Linked DNA regions of Homo sapiens: region 1 is linked to region 2. Evidence: chromatin loops called from intact Hi-C (ENCODE). Cell type or tissue: HepG2. All regions are shown on one strand. Links, peaks and the distances in the headings refer to the core of each region. The heading gives the core; the rest is flanking DNA. Region 1 overlaps ATG2B (autophagy related 2B). Region 2 overlaps AK7 (adenylate kinase 7).

The links. Peaks named below come from ENCODE experiments on the same cell type or tissue, not always from the same donor. Only the 100,000 strongest peaks of a DNase experiment are listed, where the experiment ranks them.
Region 1: a loop joins it to region 2, with 9 times the contacts of the local background. A loop is called at or near these places in 9 of 110 quality-filtered maps.

The regions. Positions count from the first base shown.
Region 1 is chr14:96,306,861-96,312,247 of GRCh38, reverse strand. ATG2B (autophagy related 2B) reads left to right here. Exons shown (of 42, transcript NM_018036.7): 26 at 89-159; 27 at 630-706; 28 at 961-1,131; 29 at 2,654-2,795; 30 at 5,332-5,387. Among named protein-coding and RNA genes, the nearest start is that of BDKRB1-AS1, 41 kb to the right of the region's middle. In HepG2, for the core only: CTCF peaks have their summits at 2,247 (motif pointing left) and 4,657; a DNase peak (open chromatin) is centred at 2,957; H3K4me3 peaks cover 393 bases.
Region 2 is chr14:96,421,958-96,427,344 of GRCh38, reverse strand. The region is part of intron 5 of AK7 (adenylate kinase 7); the gene reads right to left. It also overlaps the pseudogene PEBP1P1. Among named protein-coding and RNA genes, the nearest start is that of AK7, 33 kb to the right of the region's middle. RefSeq lists an enhancer at 1-21. In HepG2, for the core only: a CTCF peak has its summit at 2,759; a DNase peak (open chromatin) is centred at 2,764; H3K4me3 peaks cover 855 bases.

The sequences.
Region 1 (5,387 bases), core at 79-5,078, 110 kb after region 2:
GAATGATGCAATTAAGCATATAGTGATTATGGGGTATGATACTCAAAGCTTAGTTTTTCAGATGTTGGTTTTATCTTTCTTGCCTCAGAATAATCTTGGATGAAGCTGCTTTACATCTATCTGACAAATGCAATACTGTCACTATAAATCTGAGTAGAGGTAAGAGTTAAAAAACAAATGGAGTAGATAAATTCTGCTTTATTTTTGTGCGTAAATAATTTTAAAGCATTTTAACTCTGGGATAATGCTAGTGAACTAAGAATCTTATTAAAGATCCTTAAAGATTAAAGGGTCTTTAAGTATATAGTGATCATGTGGTATATATTCACAGCTTCATTTTTCAGATACTGGTTTTTCAGTTTGAAATTGTAATGTTCTTATAATGCTAGTTAAGTACATCAAATTACTATATATACTACAAATTTTTATTTAAGATAATTTTTGTTTCTAACAAAAAATAAAGTGAATTTTAGGACTTCTATGGGATGAAACTATTTTCATTGCATTATAATTATTTGTAGTGCTCTCTGCAATGAATTTTAAAGGAATGCTAGTTGTATTGGGTGTTGGTTGGATACACATTTTTGAAAGCTGTACTGAAGAGATTTTCTTAATTTTAAAAATTTTAGATTATGTTCGTGTGATGGATATGGGGCTTTTGGAGTTAACCATAACTGCAGTGAAGTCTGATTCTGATGGAGAGCAAGTGAGTTATTAAAATAAATGAAAATTTTAAGTTCTATTTTTTAAGAGATTAAAAAAATTGAGTTTAACATTTTTCCGTGTACCTAATTTTGGTCAGAAATAGAGTAAGTATATTAAAAATGGATTTATTTAAATACTTTTTTTATGTAGCGAGACAGATTATCATGAATCTTATTTAATGTAAATCTATGCAAAAAAAGAAACTTTTGTCTCATTTGGAAAACATTTTCATCCCTTTTTCTGTGTCTTGTCCAGACTGAGCCCCGCTTTGAGTTACACTGTTCCAGCGATGTTGTCCATATCAGAACGTGCTCAGACTCTTGTGCTGCGTTAATGAATCTCATTCAGTACATTGCAAGCTATGGTGACTTGCAGACACCTAACAAGGCAGATATGAAGCCTGGAGCCTTTCAAAGAAGGTCTAAGGTACAGTCAGCAATGTGATTCCTCCAGTCCCTGCCATGTCGTGACATGTTTACATTATTGAGGTCTTCATGACAGTCATAAGGTAGAAAAGAAACTTTGAAAGTCATTCATCTGTTCTTTACCTTCAGAATAATGGGGTCTGAAACGGTGGTTTCATGGGCCTTTTTGGAAAACCATTCTGCTGTTTTGATATTCTTTGTTTCCATTAATCTTCCTAGCAAACATCATACTTTTTTTTTTCTAGACTTGTTATTTTCATCTGTCCTAAGGGAAGAAAGAAAACATTTATCATGCAAAAGCTTGTTCTATGCAAGTTGTATGTAAAAATGCTATGAAAAGATAGATGGCAGGTGTTAGTATTGTTACCAGAAGACTTACTTATATCATCATATTTTCCCTATTTTTTTATCTCTAAGACAATCCAGTTTTCAGTGTACTTTGTCATATATGACTTCCTTTTCCTTTCATGATGACCTGGTGAGATAGAGAGGTTAAAAATTAATAAGACCCAGAGAATTTAGATGATTGCTCTAAAGAGTAGCAGAAACAGCAACAAACCCAGATATTTTGGTGTCCAGTTCAATGCACTTTTCTGCCCCAAGTGTCACCTTTCTAACTTCTCTTATGTCCAAATTGAAGAATGTCCAGTTTGTTTAGCATTTTTTCTTTTTCATTGTTATTCTTTGTGGTCTCTCTTATGAACAGAAATCTCAGTCCCCTTAGGTTCTAGAGCCTCTGTTATGTACTCTAGTAAAGGCCTGACTGGCATCGTGTTTGTTGTCTTTTGTTCAGGATTATTTTACACTTTATTTGTGTTAATTTCTGTTTGTGACTCCTTGTTCCTGCTGTATTCTCACGATAAGGTGATTTATGACACCCCGCCTACTATTTATTCCCTTTTAAAAAACATTCTTCTTATTTTAAATTATCCCTTTCAGCTTGGAACTTGCTATTTTAGAGTCATGCTCACATATAAAAAGCACGATCTGGGTTTAATGAATCTACAGTTCACCAACCATTGGTGAAGTATTTGGTTAAGTATTTGGTGCTGGAACTGAGCTCTGAATCACCGTTTAGTATATTTCCCCTGCTGTGTGTGCCCCCTACTGTTGTTAGGTGTCCAAGAAATGAGGCCTCGTCCTACAGGGGCTTTATGTCAAAGGGATGAAAGTCATTGCAACCATCAGAGTTGAGGAGATCAAACTTATTTAGTTATCCCTTCTTTCCCAGCTTTATTGCAGTTTGTTCAACTTCCCTGTTTTCAAATGCATTGCCTCTTCAAGATCCCAGTTCACTGTGCTTGCTTTGAGGTGGTGACACATTTATTGCTCTTTGCCAGTATTTGTTAGGGTGATAATACTAAAAACTTGAAATATAACAGCTGCTGGGCATAGAAAAATGAGTAGGTTTCTATTTCTGATGTTTTTGTACAATGTAATGTATTTTTGGGATAAAATAAATGTAAGTAGTTTGGTTTTTAAGAGCATTTTCAGTTATTTTTAATTAGGTTTTTTGGCTATAGGTAGATTCCAGTGGTCGATCATCCTCACGTGGTCCAGTACTTCCTGAAGCAGATCAACAAATGTTACGAGATCTGATGAGTGATGCTATGGAGGAGATCGACATGCAACAAGGCACCTCGTCAGTAAAACCACAGGCTAATGGTAAGACCAGGACTCTTCTCAGGGAGCACTGATGTTAATGTTGGGGCTTACTTTATTTGTGTTCTCGTAAATTTAATAAGTCACTTATTAAAGACGCATATGAGTTTTTATGGATATCTGTTAATCATTCAGCTTGTGTCTACTCAGTGTCTAGTAAATAGGTAACTCTGGCCAGGCTGGTGTCGGGAATGCAGAGTGAGTAGAAGACAGTGCTTATGTTTTCTGGTAGCTTGTAGCCTAGTAAAACAAATGGGCACAAAACTGGTGCCAGTACTTAGACTGATTGATAAATGATGTAAGAAAATACTTCAACTGTGGTATATCCTCTACTGTTTGGAAAGGATTGGGATAATTTTATTAGACTTTAGTAAAGTAAGATGGCTTGGCTTTTTAAAAGTGGTTGGGATTTAGGTATGTAAAGAGGGAGGAGAAGGTAATCTTGGCAAGGTCATTAACATCAACAGAGCACAGACAAAGGCATGCATGAGCCTCAGTTATTTAGCCATGACATTCGGGTTCTTACTGAAACAAAAGTTCTCTTATTGAAAAGAATTAGATAATAAAGTTGGGTAAGCAAAGAGGGACCCAGGTGATTCAAGATCCTTGAAAGCCAAAGGGAAGCAGGTAAACATTTTAAAGCCTCTATTTCAACAGTATTTTCTTCTAATTGAATGGTCATAGCTATATCTATATATTGGGAAATCTTAATTAAAAATTATTTCATGGAGTTGTAAAAGTCTAGTGTTAACTGTTGCTGTCTTGCTAATTTAGGATAAATTAGAACTAAGGAAGCAAACTGGGGCTTTTAGTGTTCTATGTACTACATTATTTGTAATAAATGTTAGCAGCTAGGCTGGGCACAGTGGCTCATGCCTGTAATCTAGCACTTTGGGAAGCTGAGGCAGGTGGATCACTTGAACTCAGGAGTTTGAGACCAGCCTCGGCAACATGGTGAAACCCCATCTCTCCAATTAAAAAAAAAAAAAAAAAAAGCTAGATGTGGGATGTGTTGGCAGGCGCCTATAGTCCCAGATACTTGGGAGGCTTAGGTGGGGTGGGAGGATCACCTGAGCCCAGGAGACGGAGGTTGCAGTGAGCCAAGATTGTGCCACTGCACTCCAGCCCGGGTAATAGAGCGAGATTCTGTCTCAAAAAAAAAAAAAAAAAAAATATATATATATATATATATATATATGTGTGTATATATATATATATATATATGTATATATATATTTATGTATTTATATATATATGTATATATATATTTATGTATTTATATATATTTATATATGTGTGTGTGTGTATATGTATATATGCAGCTACCTTAATTACATGGGAAAGAATATTTAGTGATTATTTACTGGGTGGCTTCAATATACAAGATTCTGTACTAGGCCCTGGGTACCTGTAAGGATGAGTAATTCTGAGGTACTGCTGTAGAAGAATCTAAAATCTAATCTGTGAGTCTCTTAAAGCCAGTATGTCTCTTGATTCAGCTTAGTGTTCTCAGCCTCATCACAGTGTTTGGTTTTAATGAATGAATGGGAAAAGAATGAGTGACTCTTAATATGTAATGTAAACATATTAAAATATATGTTGACATGCAGATTTTGGTGCACATGTAATCTTTTGCGATAGCTACCTAAGATTAGGTATCCAGTTTGGGTATCCCAGGCCCCAGGAAGAGGTCTTCTTTTCATACTTGAATCACTGCCTCCTCTGCCACCTAATGCTTGCTCAACAGCTATTCTTCCCTCCCCTTCCCCTTCCCTCCCCCTACATTTAGGCTCTGCTAAATGTAACCAGTTTCCCCTCACATTGTAATATTGTCCAAGAAGTTTCTTCCAGAGCTCCGCCTATAGGACAGAATTGTCAAAGGTGAAATTCTGGGTAAAGCAAAACTCCACTCAACACTAACCAGCAACTGCTGAGCTTCCCCAACGCCAACTAACTGGGAGGAAACTGTCTTTGTGACATTGCCATTTCGAATTTATCATTTGTCTTTTTATTAGTTGTTGTTTTTTGTTTGTTTGTTTGTTTTTTTGACAGGTTCTTGGTCTGTCACGCAGGCTGGAGTGCAGTGGTGTGATGTCAGCTCACTGCAACCTCCACCTCCCGGCTTCAAACAATTCTCCTACCTCGGCCTCCCAGGTAGCTGGGACTCAGGTGTGTGCCACCATGCCCAGCTGATTTTTGTATTTTTAGTAGAGACAGGGTTTCATCATGTTGGCCAGGCTGGTCTGTAACTCCTGACCTCAGGTGATCCACCCATCTCGGCCTTCTAAAGTGCTGGGATTACAGGCATGAGCCACCATGCCTGGCCTATTAGTGGTTTTTGATGTATTTCTGACTCTTGCTGAGGTGTTTTGGTGCATGTTACTTAGCTCTCTTTAAGCCTCAGATTCATAGACTTATTTTAGGAAATAAATGAGATATTGCAGGTAAAAGCACACAACATATATCTGACACATGGTTAAAATGCTTGTTGTTGTTGATATTTCAAAGTGTGCCAAAATGTTGTAATCTTTTTATCTAGGTGTTTTGGATGAAAAATCTCAAATTCAGGAGCCATGTTGTTCAGACCTCTTCCTG
Region 2 (5,387 bases), core at 313-5,312:
TGGTTGTAAGTTTCCTGAGGCCTCCCCAAACATGCTTCCTGTACAGCCTGTGGAACTGTGCTGTGAGTCAATTAAACCAATTTTTTTTTGTTTGTTTTTGAGACGGAGTTTCGCTCTTGTTGCCCAGGCTGGAGTGCAATGGAGTGATCTCAGCTCACTGCAACCTCTGCCTTCCAGGTTCAAACGATTCTCCTGCCTCAGCCTCCCGAGTAGCTGGGATTACAGGCATGCACTACCACGCCTGGCTAATTTTGTATTTTCAGTAGAGACGGGGTTTCTCCATGTTGGCCAGGCAGGTCTCAAACTTCCAACCTCAGGTGATCTGCCCGCCTCCACCTCCCAAAGTGCTGGGATTACAGGCGTGAGCCACCACACCCGGCCTAAACCTCTTTTCTTTATAAATTACCCAGTCTCAGTTAGTTCTTTATAGCAGTGCGAAAATGGACTAATACACAAGACAACCTATAGGCATATAATAATCAAACTTGCAAAGGTAAAGGATTAAAAAAGGATCCAAAAAGCAGCAAGAGAAAAGAAACAAATAACATACAATGGAGCTCTAATACATCTAGCAGCAGACTTTTCAGTGGAAAACCTTACAGGCCAGGAAAGAGTGGCATGACATATTGAAAAGTGCTGAGGGAAAAAAACTTTCACCTAGAATAGTATATCTGGTGAAAATCTCCTTCAAGCATGGAGGAGAAATACTTTCCCAGACAAACAAAAGCTGAAGGATTTCATCAATACCAGACCTGTCCTACAAGAAACACTAAAGGGAGTACTTCAGTCAGAAAGAAAAAGACATTAATGAACAATAATCACCTGAAGGTACAAAACTCACTGGTAATAGGAAGTACACAGAAAAACAAAATATTAGAACACTTTAACGGTGGTGTGTAAACTATCTCATTCTAAGTAGGAAGACTATACAATGAACCAAAAAAAATAATAACTACAACAGCTTTTTATGACACAGTACAATAAGATATAAATAGAAACATCAAAAAGTTTAAAAATTGGGGGATGGGAGTAAGGCATAGTGTTATTAGTTTTCTTTTTGCTGGTTTCTTTATGCCAAGAGGGTTAGATTGTTATCCGACTAAAATAATGGGTTATAAGATAGTATTTGCAAGCCTTATTGTAACCTCAAACTAAAAAACTTACAATGGTTGCACAAAAAATAAAAAGCAAGAAACTAAATCATATCACCAGAGAAAATCACCATCCCTACAGCAAGGTAGGAAGGAAAGAAAGAAGGAAGATAAGACAATAAAACAACTAGAAAACAAATAACAAAAGGCAGGAGTAAGTCCTTACTTACCAATAATAACATTGAATGTAAGTGGACTAAATTCTCTAATCAAAAGACATAGACTGGCTGAATTGATGAAAAAAACAAGACACATTGATCTGTTGCCTACAAGAAACACACTCTACCTGTAAAGACACACATAGACTGAAAATAAAGGGATGGAAAAAGATATTCCATGCCAATGGAAACCAAAAAGAAGCAGGAGTCACTATACTTATATCAGACAAAATAGTTTTCAAGACAAACTACGGCTGGGCACGGTGGCTCACACCTGTAACCCCAGCACTTTGGGAGGCCGAGGCAGGTGAATCACCTGAGGTCAGGAGTTCAAGACCAGCCTGGCCAGCATGGTGAAACCCTGTCTCTACTAAAAAATACAAAATTTAGCCAGGCGTGGTGGCACATGCCTGTAATTCCAGCTACTCAGGAGGCTGAGGCAGGAGAGTCATTTGAACTTGGGAGGCAGGGGTTGCAGTGACCCGAGATCATGCCACTGCACTCCAGCCTACGCAACAGAGCAAGACTCTGTCTCAAAAAAAAAAAAAAAAAAAATCAGTGTGACTCATTAAAAGATGAAAGCAATTTTGGTATCAGGCAATTCAGGACTATTTTGGCAACTTGTATAATTATTAGGGTCTCCTCTTTTGCCTCAAAATACTGAATAGAAGTCTACCTTTTGTGTATGTAATCTTGTATATGAATGTGCTGGCTGAGGATGTGATAACAGTAGATAAACCACTTGACAACCAGCCTCTGGAGTGCATAGACTGTGTTTGCTTTATCGATGGCTGTGAGGGCAGCTCCTCATCACAGTGCCTGGGCCATAATCGGATCTAACTGGACATTAGTTAAATGAATGTGTTAAATGATTATTTTCAAGGGTCTATCTCCCAGATAAAAACATTAGCATCACTGATCAAAAAAGATCATTGGGATGACCAAATTGGCCAAATCAATCTTATTAATGGTGTAGAAAAGAGTGAGTAAGAAAGTTGGGGATAAAAATAATAGATTTTTACAACGAAATTTTGATTTTATTATTTAAATGACAAGTGTAAGGTTTTGTAATAAAAATATATTAATATGATCATATTTCTCATTTTAGACTGTTATTCAGTTAAATCAGCTTTATATGTGTAAGCATACATTTTCCACCTGTAAATTAAACATAAATGATCAAGAAATCACGGGTTCCAATAAAATAACATAGTTATGGAATTTAGAACTGGAATAAATTTAAACCATCTAATCTAGCCCGTTTACTTATTTTAAGCCCAGAAGTTTAATAACACGGCTAAGGTCATAAGTTAATGGACAGAAAAAGGGCTAGAATTCCTAATTTCCTGTTGTTTCTTCCAATGTTTGATGCTCACAGTGTTTGTATTGGTAAAGTGTTTTTTATAGGACCGAAGTTCCTATGGTAATATCCTCCGAGACCACTAGGTGTCATCTTAGAACTATTATTAGCGTTCACTTAGCGCTGGTCTTCCACTAATGGGAACAATGTAATGACACTTTCAGAGGGTTTGGGGTTTTCTCCAAGTTATATGAGGATGATAGTAGTACCTACCTCACAGAATTCTGGGAATTGTTTATGAGACTCTTGAAGATGACATGAGATACCATGAGTAAAACACTGAGAACTCATGAGATACTACGAGTAAAACACAGATGACATAAGATACCATGAGTAAAATACTGAGAACACAGTAAGCCCTCTGTAATTTTTCAGCTGGCGGAGACCCCCGTGTCGCCGCTGCCGCCGGCGCCTGGCCTCCCGCGGCACTCCCGGCTGCGCGCTCCGCTCGGCCCCGCCACGCGGGTGAACCTCAGACAGCGGTCCGGGCCCTGGAGCCTTCAGGAAGTGGACGAACAGCCGCAGCACCCGCTGCATGTCACCTGCACGGGGTGGCGGTGGACGAGCGGAGCACCGTGCCCGATCCCACCCAGGTGAAGAACAGACCCACCAGCATTTCGTGGGATGGTCTTGATTTAGGGAAACTCTACACCTGGGTCTTGACAGACCCGGATGCTCCAAGCAGGAAGGATCCCCAATACAGGGAATGGCATCATTTCCTGGTGGTCCACATGAAGGGCAGTGACATCAGCAGTGGCACAGTCCTCTCCGGATTATGTGGGCTCGGGGTCTCCCAAGGCACAGGCCGCTGAAATGTGACGAGCCCATCCTCAGCAACCGCTCCGGAGACCACCGTGGCAAATTCAAGGTGGCGTCCCCCCGTAAAAAGTACGCGCTCGGGGTCCCGGTGGCCGGCACGTGTTACCAGGCCGAGTGGGACGACTATGTGCCCAAATTGTAGGAGCAGCTGTCTGGGAAGTAGGGGGCAGCTCGGCGACCTGAACCGTCCTGGAGGCCCCGAGCTGTGTTCTCCAGTTCAGTGCTGCATGTACCATAGCTTTCTCCTCTTCCCACTCCCCTTTGGACAGACAAGACCTGAGCACTGAGATGGTGGCTTAGGGTGACTTTTCCTGCTGCCTGGCCTTTATCATTCTAGTCACTCACTCTGTTTTATGTTTTGATCAATTTTGAACTTCATTTTGGGGGATATTTTGGTATTGTGATGGGGTCATCAAATTGTTATTATGAAAATAGCAACCCAGAATTTAAAGAAAAAATTTGGCAGAAATAGACCAGGTCTACAGTAATAGAGCAAAGCATCAAAGAATCTTTAAGGGAGGTTAAAAATAAATAAATAAGGATTGGTTGCCTCTGCCTTTGTGATCCTGAGACCAGAACTGTAGCAGTGTGTTTTTATGGCACCATCGCTAGACAACCAGAGGCTCGCAATGAGGCTCAGCCCCAACACGGGCCTCTCAGTTGCCTTAATAGGCGTCAGTATCTCACTCTGGTCCCTTTAAAGAGCAATCCTGGAAAAAGGAGTAGGGAGAGTGGCTTTGCTGTTGTTGGGGCATGGCCCTGTAGATGGGCAGCAGTACTAGCTGACCGCTTATCAGGAATCCCTACATCTGTGTCTGTCAAATTGATTGCTCTTCATGGGGGTAAGAAAAGCTGGTCTGGAGTTGCTGAATGTTGTGTTAATTCTGCTGTTTGCTGATAGTTGAATAAAAATAAAAACCCTGAATGAAAAATCATCATCATCATAATTTTTCAGCTGTCACTACTTATTCATTGTCAGGGCATTCCCATCATCTATTCTGAAGAAAGGCAAGAGAAATAAAATAATTTTATAATGGACATGTCAAAATGATGAATTTTGCTGCTATAGGGCGACCCCCTGAAACTATTGCTACAGAATAAAAGATGAAATGCTCCTGACTATTGTAAATACAAAATTGCATGCAGAATTGTGTAAAGACAATGCCAGGTTGGGCTGCCAGAATGAGCCAACAGCGCGTGATGTGCTTCCCCCTGCAGAGAGCCTATGAATGGAAGTGCAGTCAGGGAGGTTTCACATCACCAAGATTCCTATCCCAGAAAAGCAGATGTTCATAGCTCTGGGAATGGAATGCGACCCTTGTGGGGAGCCTATAAATGGACACATGAGGGGCGCCTGTCCATATGGATAAGATAGGACTATAAACACCCTCATCTTGCCATGGCTCTTCTAGGCCTCTTCAGGGTTAAGGCATACTCCCTTCTGAGAATTTCTGGTCTAACCAGTTGTCTAGCTTCATGTCTCCTATCTATGGATTGTTTGTAACCAGCTTTGGCTGCAACTGTTACTGCTGATTAATACCTTGCTAATCATAGGTTATGGAAAGACTGTGTTTCTGTTTTAAGGCTCTGTTAGAAATTACTGATGCACACACTATATTGTAAATTCTTATCCCTGTATACTGTACTTCTGCATACAGATGTTATGTTAAAGAATTACTTCATCCCCATGTGACCATCTCACCTCATAATCAAATGACCCTAAATCCCTCACTAACCTATCCCTGCCCTCACTAAACTTAATAATAAATGCTGGTATATCCAGTGCATTGTTGGCACCACGGGACCAGAAGGCGGTGACCCCCCTGGACCCAGCTTTCACTATCTTGTGTGTGTCTATTATTTCTCAACCTGCCAATCCGCCTGGGAACAAAGAGATAG